Linked DNA regions of Mus musculus: regions 2 and 3 are each linked to region 1. A link is a loop called in an ENCODE intact Hi-C map of the cell type or tissue named here. Cell type or tissue: heart. All regions are shown on one strand. Each heading gives the region's core, and the rest is flanking DNA. Links, peaks and the distances in the headings are about the cores only.

The links. Hi-C counts contacts between places; a loop is a spot of excess contacts. Peaks named below come from ENCODE experiments on the same cell type or tissue, not always from the same donor. Only the 100,000 strongest peaks of a DNase experiment are listed, where the experiment ranks them.
Region 2: a loop joins it to region 1, with 3 times the contacts of the local background. A loop is called at or near these places in 3 of 42 quality-filtered maps.
Region 3: it touches region 1 in a loop (2.0-fold over the local background); 3 of 42 quality-filtered maps call a loop at or near these places.

What each region holds. Positions count from the first base shown.
Region 1 is chr15:6,384,291-6,388,826 of GRCm38, forward strand. Dab2 (disabled 2, mitogen-responsive phosphoprotein) reads left to right here and starts at 2,458. Exons shown (of 15, transcript NM_023118.5): 1 at 2,458-2,642. In heart, for the core only: a CTCF peak has its summit at 2,336 (motif pointing left); DNase peaks (open chromatin) are centred at 2,311, 2,911 and 4,031; H3K4me3 peaks cover 2,513 bases; H3K27ac peaks cover 2,497 bases.
Region 2 is chr15:6,563,576-6,568,111 of GRCm38, forward strand. It overlaps a transcript of Fyb not described here. Among named protein-coding and RNA genes, the nearest start is that of Fyb, 14 kb to the right of the region's middle. In heart, for the core only: a CTCF peak has its summit at 2,480 (motif pointing right); DNase peaks (open chromatin) are centred at 1,526 and 1,756; H3K4me3 peaks cover 595 bases; H3K27ac peaks cover 1,667 bases.
Region 3 is chr15:6,333,126-6,337,661 of GRCm38, forward strand. It overlaps a transcript of Dab2 not described here. Among named protein-coding and RNA genes, the nearest start is that of Gm16311, 25 kb to the left of the region's middle. In heart, for the core only: no CTCF peak of the experiment used is centred there; a DNase peak (open chromatin) is centred at 1,846.

The DNA of each region.
Region 1 (4,536 bases), core at 154-4,153:
CCCTACCACAGGGCAGGTTTTTGTGCAAACGACTGTCCTTATGTGGGGACCTTGGTTTATAAAGCACTGCATTTAATTTTTTTCCTACTTTAATTCTCTAAACAAATTTTAGTGGTGATGAACACCGGGGTGGACTTTGGTGTGTGTGTGTTTCTTATGTGGAGATGTTCATTTTAGACTTACTGAAAAGTTATCAACTTAGATGTGGTAGGAATGGTAAGAAACAGGACCTCCTGGGATAAAAAGAGTTAAATTTATTTTCATCCCCCCCCCCCCCCATAATGTGAGCAGGACATTGAACTACTGCCAAGACCAATATCAGCACCCTAGAGGTATAAAAATACACTGCAAAACCAGAACTCTCTACTGTGGGCTCTTTAGATTTCTGTCTAACACAAGGGTGTTCGCTTTAAGCAGCCACTATGAGCCTGCTGCTCACAAATGAGCTCTTTGGGTCCACATCACTGCTTCACAACTGCAGTTCACAGCAGATGAAATCGTTTTCTTTCTCTGGTTTCTAAGGCAAATCCATTCCATCTAGTGGGAGCAAGTTAACACATTTTGATAATAATCTTTCAACTATATAGATAAAGACAAAGGCCTAAGTGGCCACTTCCACATTGAGAAATGATTCATGTCTGTCTGTAGACTTGTTTCTTTTATATTATCAGAGCCCCTGTTTGTGTGAATGAACTACCTTTTTTTCCCCTAATTTTTGAACTTTTTGAAATGACACCATTTCTCTAGACTACTAGATTTGAGAATCAAAGTGTGATGTTCTCAGAGCTAGCAGAATTAAAGTTCGCACCTATGTCTTGTGCCTTCATAGAACTGAAAAGTAGACCTTCCATCATTCACTGAAAATCCTTTTTTTTTCAACCATAGAAAATTACCTCAGAGGAATATTGGAAGCACACACACACACACACACACACACACACACACCTCTACTCTGCACACCCAAGTGTGAAGGGAATCCAGAGGTCAGGTAGGGGCAGCACCTGGACCAGCTGTGTTGCTCTGTGTCTCTTACTCTCCCTGCATGAGGGCTGCTCCAAGCCTGACCTACTTGCAAGCAGAAACTGCCACTCTCATTGAGCTACCTCAAATTACAGTGATTTTGCAGCTGGGGCTAGGCATGGACCACAAAATACATCCTTGGTGCACCATAAGCCCAATTTGAACCCTGGATTCTCAGTGGTAAAATGCAAATCCATTGTGTTGCTTACTCAATAAAATCAATAACCCGTTTCCATCCAAGTCACAATTTGTCATTTTCATAGTCAGTACATTCTGCTTACAACAGGGGAGGAGGGGCAGGAGGGAGAGGGAAGAAGAGGAGGAGCAGAAGGAAAAACAGACAAGAGGAGGAGGAACAAGAAAAAAAGGACTAAATAAGAAAGTGGAAGAGGAGGAAGGGGGAGGGGAAGGAGGGAAAAGGGGGGAAGGAGGGAGAAGGGGGAGGGGAAGGAGGGAGAAGGGGGAAGGAGGGAGAAGGGGGAGGGGAAGGAGGGAGAAGGGGGAGGGGAAGGAGGGAGAAGGGGAGGAGGATCTTCCCAAAGCTTAATTTCTTAAGTACTTGAAAAGCACCACTGTTTCTGTGACTATTTAACAATTGTCCCCTGACTTTAAAATATACAGAAAAGAAATTGTGAGATTCTATAGGATTCCCAAGGTCTGCTCTGCCGGGCTATCCACAGCTGAGCATCGATGAAACACCTTCCAATACTTATTCACATATCTCAATATTTTCATGAAGGAATAAGAAATGCTGTAGAAACTAGCAGACAAAGTCATGTTATCTACGTGTGGGTGGATATACACTGAAATGATCACAAATGTAGATCATTTATATGGAGGCTAACTTGTTTTGTTTAGGCCAGTTTAATAGCGAGAATATGCTCGAGCGTGATATTAAATTTCAATAACAGGGCATCTTTTTACTTGGGCACACATAGATTTCCCTCCTGTTTAAGCACGTTCACAATTAAAGAATAGTGATTTTCTTTAAAGGTAACAATCCAGTCACATGCCCAGCTTTAGAAAGGACAGACTGGACCCGGGAACGGAAAGTCAGGAGTAAAGGCGCGTCTTTGTTCAAAATGCCCCAGGCGGTTTAGGATGAGTTCGCAGTTCGCGTGCCACGCCACTCGAAGTGGCAATCCAGGGAACGGATCTGCGAAACGCAGCTCAGAGGATCCCATCCTTTTCCTCCAGAATTTCCCTTTTCCTGTCCTTACGTGCACCCTTTCTGGCCCAAGGCAGTGTGGGGCTCCTGGCCCGGGTTGTGTGCACGCTCCTTTTTCCGGGTCTCTGCGATCGCCCCCAGCTGGCCGGGCGCACGGGGCGCAGGAGGCGCAGGAGGCGCCGGATCTCCGTGGCTTTAGTTCGAGTTAATAAACAGTTAAGTTTGGAAGACTCGGCAGACACGTTGAGGGGGAGTTACCAAGTCCAGGCAGCAAAAACATCCCGCCGCCACATTCCTGGAGAGTCCTCAGAGCCAGCATCTGATTAGAACCATATCTCTACCGGGAGTGGCCGCGCGGCTATTTAAGTGGCGTTCTCCGCGTCCTCGGCGCTGCAGCCTTGAGGCTTCGGGCGCGGGGAAGTCATGCTGGCTCCACAGAAGCACTAGCTAGTCCGTGAGTAACTCTGCCATCCCCCTTCCCTTCGGTCCCTTCTTTCTTTCTTTCTTTCTTTCTTTCTTTCTTTCTTTCTTTCTTTCTTTCTTTCTCTTTTTTTCCTTTTTTTTCTTTTTTTTTCTTTTTTTTCTTTTTTTGCGACCTACTTCTCTCCTTTGCTGGCTCCTCTCTTCCCATCCCTGCCTTGGCTGCAGACCTTGGGCGCTGGGGAAATCTTACAAATGAGACAGTGTACTCCGGGGAGAGCAGCGGGTTTTGTGGCCTGACATCTGTGGAATGCTTCCAAGGAATGCATTTTACCTTTGGGGTCGGACTCAAGGCGCCCATCCTGTGACATTTAACGAGTCCCTGTGTGTGTGTGTGTGTGTGTGTGTGTGTGTGTGTGTGTGTGTGTGTGTGTTGTACACGAGCCCTAGTTTTTAGGGCTTAGGGGACATCCCAGGGAATGCGCGGTGTGGCTGCTGACCACCTAATAAACTCCTGAATGATGTTCAGTTTTACTGTGCGACAAAGGCTGGGGACATGGTCTGTGCCTCCGAGGAGCTATTTTCTGCTGACTGACAGCACAGGGCATTAAAAATGTGAACTTTGTCTTATACCAGCATTCCTAAGAAAAGTATCTGCCCAAGCCACGTAACAAACTTGTTTTAAATCGTGAAGCGTTTGAATGCTGTTTTTCTTGACTGTTGTAAATTATTTGGAAGGATTAAGAATTCAAGAAGAGGGACTAAACTGTGTTTAAAACCTTGGAGACCCTGCCAACGTAGCGGTTCTCTTTGCGGCATAGAGCTGGCTGTTATTTCTTCCTGCCTGCTCTCCTCCACTTAATCCTGAGTCTGGAATTCAGCTCTGTAGTCGGTTTCAGATGGGAGCTGTGTGAATCCGAAGGGAAATTTAACTGGATTAAAAACAGTTAAAAAATATGGATGTTATCTCCACCCGAGGCACCCCCTCCCACCCTTTCCTCTTTCTTCGCCTGTGTTTGGAAGAAAGGGAGCCACCCTGTAAACCGAGAAGAGCAAAAACGAGCAAGCTTCCAGGCACATGGAAAGCTTTAAAAATTATGGAGGGGCAACTTCATGAATAGTAAATGTTGCTGTTGCTCTATAAAGATGAAAAAATTTCTGGCCCTAATCAGGCAAAGCAGGAGGGGAAGGGTGGAGGTAGATATAACTCCAACCTAAGTAATGGCAGAAAATTTGCCAAAATCCCTTGGAGATAGCTGATAAGGCTCCAGGAACGCTTCTGATGGGATGTCTAACCTACCTAGTTTACAATCTTGAGGCCTGGGTTCTGCACATAGTAGCAGTGACTGGTTGTTTAGAAAGGAGGGACTAGCCAGGACTCGGGAGCCACTGCTACCAAATGGCTTTTCATGGTGCTATCTTGTCCTGGATTAGGCTGCCCTGTTTTAGCTAGCTACCCCACCCACCAAGGACTCTACCTCTCTCCACTCCCTTGGTTGAGGCAGGGCACAGCAGTACTGAAAGAAATGTACTGGCTTGAGAATTTAGGAGTGTTGGGGATTCAGGCTTTGGAGAGGAAAACAGCTATCTAGACAAAGCAATGCTAGAGGAACACAGCTCAGAAGGCGAGATTAGCAAGAGCCCTTGAGAAAGCACCAGAGAGGTGTGGTGGTCTCTTCCAGCACTCGCATCAGACACAGACCACTTCTTCCCTAGTTCGTAGTCACTGTCTCCTAAAACTCGCTGGGTTCTTCCCAAGCCTTGTTTAAAAACCTAATCACAAACCCCTTCTTCCTCTACTGCAAACTCAAGCCCTTTTGTCCAACCGCGAGTCTAGAAACTTTTTCCCTGTAGGCTGCTATGCTCCGTCTTTGCCCTGAGTTCTGGAGAAGGAACCCAGGACCTTGGGCATGCTTGACAAGCCATGG
Region 2 (4,536 bases), core at 326-4,325, 180 kb after region 1:
AGCTCATGCAATCCATGGTTTCCAGTTTCCATGTGGATTTTTCAAGGTCATAATTGAGGTCAGTCTGTAGACTTCAGGAGAAGCAATGCCATGAAGGATAAGCCAGGAGGAGAATTTCGAAGGCTCATCACATCATGACTTGCAAAGCCAATGCCAGCTGAGGTCAGGCAGGTGACTTTCATGACGGGACCAAGTAGAGCAAGCCATGCCAGCTCTCTAGACCACTAATGGGATTAGACTCTCACAGGCAGCCAGACGTCTGTCTGAATGTGAAAATGCCCAGTCTACATTTCCCTTTTCAATGTTATTGTTGTTCTGTTTCTGTTTTTTTTTTAGTTCAAATTTACAGAAAAGCTTAAACAATAATTCCTGAAATCCTTCATTCTCATCATTTAAATTCATTCAGATTTTTAACATTTTGACGCATCACACGTGTTTATATAAATACTTCATAAACCACCTGAGTACATAAACTATGTAAAATGGAATAACTAGTTCTTAAATTTTTCAGTATGCATCTCTTACAAAATGATTATCAAGCCTACAAACCATAACAGTTGTATATTATTGATGGCTCATCTTGAAATTTCTTCATCTTGGTCCAAATTATTTTGGAATCCTTGTTTTTATTCCAAATCAAAGGTCTAATAAAGATTAAAACCTTGCTTTGGTTATGTGCTGTTGGCATAAATGTCCCCTGATGCTTTAAATACACACTTGAAATTTTTATACATGTATACAATGTATCTTGATCATATTCACCCTTTTTCTGCACCCAGGACTTTTCAGCACATCTCCTTCTCATTTCCAGGTGCTCATTTTCTAGTTATTAATTAATTGATTAATTAACTGAGCCCACAGAGTGCAATTAGTACTGCCAGTGTGCACATGAGTGTTAGGTCACCCACTGGAGCATGGGGGACCTGCTGTGGCCATACTCCTCAAAGCAAGATGATGCTCCTCCCTCAGCAGCCATCAACTACCAATAACTTGTCAACTGGGACAGGACAAGATTTAATGAATCAGGACATAACGATATTACCACGTGATAATATCGTTAGGAGGCGAGTGTGAGAGAATAATGTGACCTGAGCTTACATACAGATGTGCAGGAGTCCAGGTGAAGTTACGGGGAAGGCAGGAATTGAGAGAAGTGGGTGCTGTGTGCGACTATAGATGTCTTCCAAGTTAATAAAACAGTGTCACTTGCCACTGAGGGTTTGGAATATGGAATATTAAAGCACTTACCTAGAGTAAGTCTATAGGTTCAATACCCAGAACTCAAGAAAGTTTTAAAAAAATGTCTTTTTTTTTTTTTTTTTTAACCCTAAGGGTTGGAAACCCAATGAAATGCTTTAAGCAAATGTGATTCGTTTATCACAGAGAGATCGTGACAGGCCTACGGGGAAAGGATCCTATTTGAAGAAAAGCAGTACTGTAAGAGGCTGTGTTAGTGCCAGACAGGAAGACTAGAGGCAGTGCTCGGTGGGGGAGGGGAGGGCGAAATTCCAAAGATACTTGGGAGGCTGAGAGACAGGGACACGCTGACAGGAGGTAAGACTGTGAGTCAGAAAAAGGAGTCTAAAACAGATTGCCAACTCATGTGTCTCATGTCCGGTCGGCCGGACAGCCAGAGAACATTGACCGGTGTGTGTTCACTGGATCGGAAAGACAGGGACCAGGGAGCGTGAGGATAAGAGGTTAACAAGAAACACAGTGAGCAGTCAGGGGTAGGGTGCAAGCCAGATGGGGCCTCTCCAGGCACTCCAGCCCTATAGGGAACTTGCTATCCAAATCAAAGGGGTGGAGCCAGAAGGAAGGGGAGGAAACATTGCGGTTTTGCTGAAAGTCTTCCCTGTGTTCTCAGCTGACCTTGAGGCTTTCCTTTCCCCACTTTAAAAAAAAAAAAATCTGGTCAAGACATTCATCAAGAATGAAGAAACTGTGACTATTCTCGAATCTTCTATTTTAAACATTTAATCTTTTTTTTAATTTTCCTTATATTTTTCTATCAAATACTGATGTCATCAAATTGTACTTTTTGTGCAAAGAAAAACTCTAGATAAACCAAGTTAAACCATTCGTGTGGGAGGTCATAATTAGATATCAAATCCTTCCGTGTCTCCCCCCCCCCATTCCTATTCAAATTCATAGCCTCTTTTATTTTCACTGTTGCTACTTAGATATATTTCTAAATTCATAAATACAACCCGCTCGATCTGTATAATGGTACTCATATGTACATTCTTCTGCGCTGACATTTGTTATTGCCAGCCAGTCCGTGTGCATTTCCCTGGGAAAGAGTATCTCTCCTGGATTCAGCATTCCTTAGTCGCCTTTATGTCTTAATGTAGGGTTGAGACCTCATCACTATTTTTTTTTTTTTTTTTTTTTGTCCATGTTGATTCTGTTGTTGTTGTTAATATTTGGATATCTATGTACCTCAACTGTGTGCAGTACCCATGGAGAACAGAAGAGGGCACCACAATCCACGGGAACTGGGGGTCCAGCAGATGCTGAGCCACTGTTTGGGTACCCAGGTCCTCGGGATAAACAACCAGTGTCCTTAAGCAGTAAGCACTGTCTCCAGCCCTGGCCCTGTAGGTTTTTTAAAGTCTTATTCTCCAATGTAACTATGTCTCTAGGATCTTTAGAAGCTCAGAGATGGAAACTAACTCCGCCAGAGAGTTTTTTAAAAGAAAAGAGAAATGAGACGAATAATGTCGAGGTTTTTTTAAAAAGGACAAAATACAGAAGAGAAAAGCCACTGCCGTTTGGGGGGGGGTTCTTTGTTTGTTTGTTTGTTTTTGTTTTTTGGGTTTTTTTGTTGGTGGTGAGTTTTTTGTTTGTTTGGGGGTTTTGTTTGGGGGTTTTGTTTTGTTTGTTTGTTGTTTGTTGTTTTTGTTTTTGTTTGGTTTTTCGAGACAGGGTTTCTCTGTGTAGCCTTGGCTGTCCTGGAACTCACTTTGTAGACCAGGCTGGCCTCGAACACAGAAATCCACCTGCCTCTGCCTCCCAAGTGCTGGGATTAAAGGCATGTGCCACCATGCCCGGCTTGTTTTTGTTTTTGTTTTTGTTTTTCACACATTACATAGGAGCCAGTCCTGCACGGTATGGCTTGTGATGTTTCTCTCTGCGTGCAGAAGTCTTGAGGTAAGGAAGAAGAAGTGGCCACAAAAGCCAAAGGGAATCAGCAGACTTCACATTGTCTCCCCATTCCTACAGAACCCACTCCCCTCTCCATCCCCCGTGGGTCTGGGCACCATGCAGCCTAACGCCGCAGACTGTAAGCTCAGTGGAGGGAGGGATGTCTTTTTTGGATGAGCTGTGGTCGGGACATATTCGGTTCACAAAGCTCTTGACCATCACGAAGGCATCTCGAACTTTCCCTGAGACATCCATTCATTTGAACTTCACCTACTCCACGTCAGTTTTGGTGGTGGAAGGGCGTGACCCTGCTGCCAAATTCACTCCTTTGCTGAACAGCCAGAAGGGAGCCCCAGAGCTATCAAACTGCACTTAGATCCCTGTCACGAAGGAAGCTGTTAGGACTGTGTTGAAGGCAGACTCTTGGCCAAATGAGTTTCATTCCCAAACAGGCTTTAAAGGCCAGAAGAACTAACATAGCCACCAACACCAGATCACCATATTTGAAACAGGACTGCCTTGGGCGTCGGTTTCAGGTTGGTCACTATTTTTTTTAAAGACCCAGAATATTAAATATTATTTTTCAATTGAGTTGGAGTGTTTTAATTGCTAAAATGAAGCAACAATAATAGTAAGTTCTCCATCTAATGTGGAAACAGAGAAGCAAGCATGTGGACAACAACGGATGTGAGCAGTTATCATTTTCCTGGTCCAGTGGAACGGGGTCTGATTTCTCAACCTGAGCGAGGGTGGGCTGAGTTAGAGGAATTTGCAGAGGTAGTGAAGGAGGGCTCTGATACCCCACACACTCATTTGATCCTCCCAGGCCCTGCCCCGCTCTACACTGACTCGTCTTTCCTTGTGTTGTGCCCTAGAGCAGCGCAGGATGGGGGATAGCAGCTTGGGCTTGGCATCCGTACCCACAAAGTTAGAGACGTGATTTTATTTCTATTTAACTGTTCAGGTTTTCCTGTGATTTACCAAAGCTTTTACTGGGAAGTAAGCACGAGAATAATGAAAACATTATCTATCAGTTTCTTCTTAAAATTATGTTGTGTGTGTGTGTGTGTGTGTGTGTGTGTGTGTGTGTGTGTGTGTGAAAGAGAGAGAGAGACAGAGAGACAGAGAGACAGAGAGATCACTTGAGCACATTCACAGTACCTTTTATCTTATTTGCAACATGGTCTCTTCTCCATCCAGCACTCTATACACCACTCACTCACTATACAGCAGGACTACAAGCTTCCTAACTTGCAACATGGTTGCTGCCACAGGGCTTTATCTGAGTTCCTATGATTCAAAGTTAATTCCTCATGCTTGCATGATAAGCACTTTCCCCAGTGAGGCCTTTCCGCCAGCCTAGCAGGTTTCTTTTAGGACATAATGAAA
Region 3 (4,536 bases), core at 326-4,325, 51 kb before region 1:
GGGCTTGAAGTTTAGAGCTTCTCTCATCTACTTTAACAAGGTCTCCTCACTCATTTAACCTGTGGACCTGGTAGATATATTCTCCTAAAAAGAATATGTAGTACAAATTAAATTTCTAGAATTGGGGACAATATACCAAAGATTACAAATTAAATTTCTAGAATTGGGGACAATATACCAAAGATTCCTCAAAGCATTTGGATCTTCAGGTAAGCAGAATCCTAAAAAAGGACAAGTGTGTGTGTGTGTGTGTGTGTGTGTGTGTGTGTGTGTGTGCTGGGTGTGCTGGCACACACCCTTAATCTTAGCACTCCAGCAGGTAGAGGCAGGTAGATCTTTGAGTTGGAGGCAAATCTGATCTCCAGAGTGAGTTCCAGAGTAGCCAGGGATGCACAGAGAAACCCTGTATTGGAACAGTAACAATAAAGAGAAAACAAAATAAATTTTCATGCAAAAATTAAAATATATAATTCATAATAGTTTAGGGCTGTGAATCATGAAAGTTAATTATGCTATATATAACTGTAAAGGGTAGGATGTTATGCTTTTAGGATTCAGATGGATATAGCATAACTCAGAATATTGGTTGTATTTTGACAGTGGATCTCTAACCTGGCTCCACAAAAGAATTTACTACATACAGAGCTTCTGCAAAACGTCCATCACAGATACATTAAAATCAAAACTTACAGAAAAGAAACTCCTAACGTTAACATTATTATGAATATAGTGATCTGATATAAAGCTGGGGGTAGGGTGAGTCAGTAGCTTGAATGATGGCCTTCCTTGGTGCCCTTAACCAGAGTTTACCAAGCATGACTGATAATGCCATGGAAAGCAAACTCCTGGTACAGAGAGACTTAGACTTAACGGGTCCTCACTAATGGGCACATAAATGAATTGGTGGTAGAGGTGATACAGTTGTCAGGGATGGAAATCTCTATCTTTGAGAGTCTCTTAAAACAAAGCTTTAAAAAAATTATTTATTTATTTTATGTATATGAGTACACTGTTGCTGTCTTCAGACACACCAGAAGAGTGCATCGGATCCCATTACAGATGATTGTAAGCCACCATGTGGTTGCTGGGAATTCAACTCAGGACCTCTGGAAGAGCAGTCAGTGCTCTTAACCACTGAGCCATCTCTCCAGCCCAAGGCAAAGCACTTCATATGATGATCCAGAGTCCTAGAAATAGTTTTGATACACATCATTTTGGTTTACTAAGCTGAAACCTTAACTGGGTCAGACTACTGGGTTCCGGGGTGATTTCATCTTTACTGAAAATATGACTTTGACCTTGCTTGATGCAAAACAACTCAAGGTTTGATTTCTAAATGGGTTTCCCTGGTTAAATTTACAAAACAGGGAGACCGCTTTGATAAAAATATGCTTTTGATGAGATTTTGGAATTCATTGCTGGATATACTCTGTGAGTACTTGCACCATGTCAACTTGAAAGAAAAGAGCAAATATATTATATTTTGGGGGAAGGGGAGTTTTTTATGTTTTAGACAGGGTCCTATTATGAAACTCAGGCTATTCTCAAACTCAAAGGCCTCCTATCTCAGTCTCCTGGTTGCTAGGACATTGTCAAGCTTAAATGATTAGACTGTCAAACTGAACTGAATTGCGAGTAAGATTCTTAAACTGTCCCATGATCTATCACTCTACTCTTCCATTCTCCACAGGCCAGTGCTTCTCAGGCTTTTCCATTTGTGTCTGTTAGATCACCTTTCTCCTTGTGGGAGGTCCAACTCACACAGCCCATTCTGAGTGGAGCTTAACTTCCTAATTTGCAACTGTGTCTGTTTCCACTGACCAGCAGTATTTTATCTTTTGTGGTTTTGGAGGCCTCTCAATCCATCCTTCCTCTATAATAGAAAAAGTAGAAATAGTCACTCTGCATTTTTCCTCTCCAGTCCTTCTGACACCAACCCCACTTCCTGTTCAGATAGGGGCTCCTCTACTGGAGGATAATGCAACTTGCCACCTGCTCCCTGATTTCTGTCAAACTGGTAGAGTTTGAACTCTGCCTTGTTGTGTTCTAAGGTTACCTCAGAATGGAACATTTGAGAGTTCTTTAGTATTTCTAAAGTCAACACTACCAGATATGCCTGTTCCAGGGCAGGGGAGATACTGTTTTTAAAATTGCACTTCAATACATCCCTTGACGTGTCCTTGGACTTATCAGTCAAGACAGACCTTTGAATCAACAGTTGCTAGCCACTAGGCATGGTGGTGCATACCTACTGAGCTAGCATTTGGGAGATTAAAGCTAAAGGATTGCATCCCAGAGCAGCCTGAGCTATGAAAGGAAAAGAAAAAAAAATTATTCTTAACTCAGTAGATCATATATTTTATCTATCCCAACTAAATATTCAGTTTTTCTAGTGTGATCAAGTCTGCACCCATCAGCTACAACCATATAAAACAATACTACCGTGAATGTTGATCAAACATTGAGCAAGATTACTACTGAAAAAGAAATGGGAGCAACTGAAATGTTCCTGAGGAAATGGAGGTCAGAACCAGAGAAAAAGATGCTGGACATTGAAACCTCATCCATCTCCTGGAAGCTGAGTTTGTACTCCAGAGGGCAATCGATGAAAGCAGGGAGGAAGTTGAGGGAGATTGGCCTGGCATCTAGATGCACTCATTCCAAAGCACTGAGATAGAAGGAAGGACTAGAAAGGAGAGCAAGCGCAGGGAGGAACACAGAAGGACCTAAACGTGCTACCTAGTTTCTCTTAGTTTAGTTTACATGGAATTTTAGTTTAGTATAGTTTATAGTTTTTTTAATAATCAAAATTCATACTGTGCCCTTAAATCTGTACAATTCCTATGTATAGGGGAACTCTTATGAGTCAGTGCTAGAGCGACTGCCTGGCACATACTGGGCCCTAGGTTTGACCCACAGCATTGTCAGAAATAGCAACAATAATCAGTAGATAAACATTTTAAAATACAGTTCCAGGAAGATAGAACAACCATGAAATAAAAAGACAGTGTGCTACTTGTTTAGGTTCTAGGAAATTGGAACTGAATAGTTCAGAAGTTCTTTTTGGTAAGTCATTGTCAGCAGACAAAATTTCAGCTGATTCTTCTTCAAACTTGCAGAAGTGGATTATAAATGAAACATCGCTAAGTGACTACAGCTATCCTCAGGATCTCACACTTCCTCGAGATGAACAACAGAAGACATGCAGTGTATTCCTCTGCAGTTGTTTAGAATTGTCTCCTACATCACCCATAGCTGAGCCTAACTCTCTCAGATCCTATGCACCTCTGACAGGATTGATACCAATGCTGGTCCAATCAGCCAAGCAAGGCTTGCAATCAGACTATGTGACTCTGCATCAAATCACTCAAGGAAACCAGTCTGCGACACCACATGTGTTATCACCCAGGCAGTCTGCAAACTAGATTCCAAACTACACAAGCAATTTGGTCTGCCTTCTGAAGAAAATTAGTAGTGAGGCTACTCAGAAGAATATATTTCAGGTCATGCAGATTATTAGAGAGAGAGAGAGAAGAGAGATGAGGGTTAAAGATACCCCTGTTTTATATCTGTAACATCTGACATAATTTTAGAAATCCAGATTTTTCTTCTTCAGAGGTATTTCCTATAATGTAGTGATTTCAAGACTTCTTTGAGCTGACTTTTAGTCAAGGATGATGACTGACTTGCTCCTGCCAACTTTTCATGATGAGCTCACAATATAGAAACAGGGATCTGCATGACACAAGAACCAAGCCTTTAGAACTAGAATGTTTGTATCCTTGGTCTCTCACCCAGGAGCCCAGCACACCTTCCTTAAGTCTGAGACTCATCTAAGAGCAAGCATAATACATAATACATACTAAGAAGCCACATTATCTGAGCAATTCCCAAATAATAGAACTATTCATTTTAGACATCATCATTTAGTACTTATTTGTTTTATCATTTTTGATCTGGGCAAATAAGTCACTAACTCTGTCCAGACTTCAGCTGGTCTGGGAATGCGTAAGTGACACCGTCTATACATCTTTCCAGTTCTAAGAAGCCCATGAAGGAAATCACATCTGCCACCAATATTAAAAAATAAAAAAAGAGCACAAGTTATGAATTCTGCTGAGTAGCAGTCCTACTTCTGCATTTCACAACTTTCTTCAAGAACACGGAGCAGTGAATCCCTTTCATCTGTCCTAGTCTCCAAAACACGTTGTCCAAGATGGGGGCTGGATAAAAATCCCAGCTTGGGGAAGACAAAGAGTGGTGGGTTTTTGAAATAACAAAAAGAGCTCAAATTATTAGTATAAGACTTTTATGTTCATCTCTGCATAAGATATTGAAGTTATTTTTAGTGAATTTCTCAAACACTCCATGTTGGTCAGGATGATGTAGCTAGAGAGAAGGGACAAATTTGAGGGAGGGAAGGAGCCTGGCTTGGATTCTTAGCCTCCACCACCTACTGTGTGACCCAGGAACTCTTTTTTCTGCTTTGGGGAGGTGCAGCATGTGAGTATTGCAGAAGTCTTAGATCACAGTAAG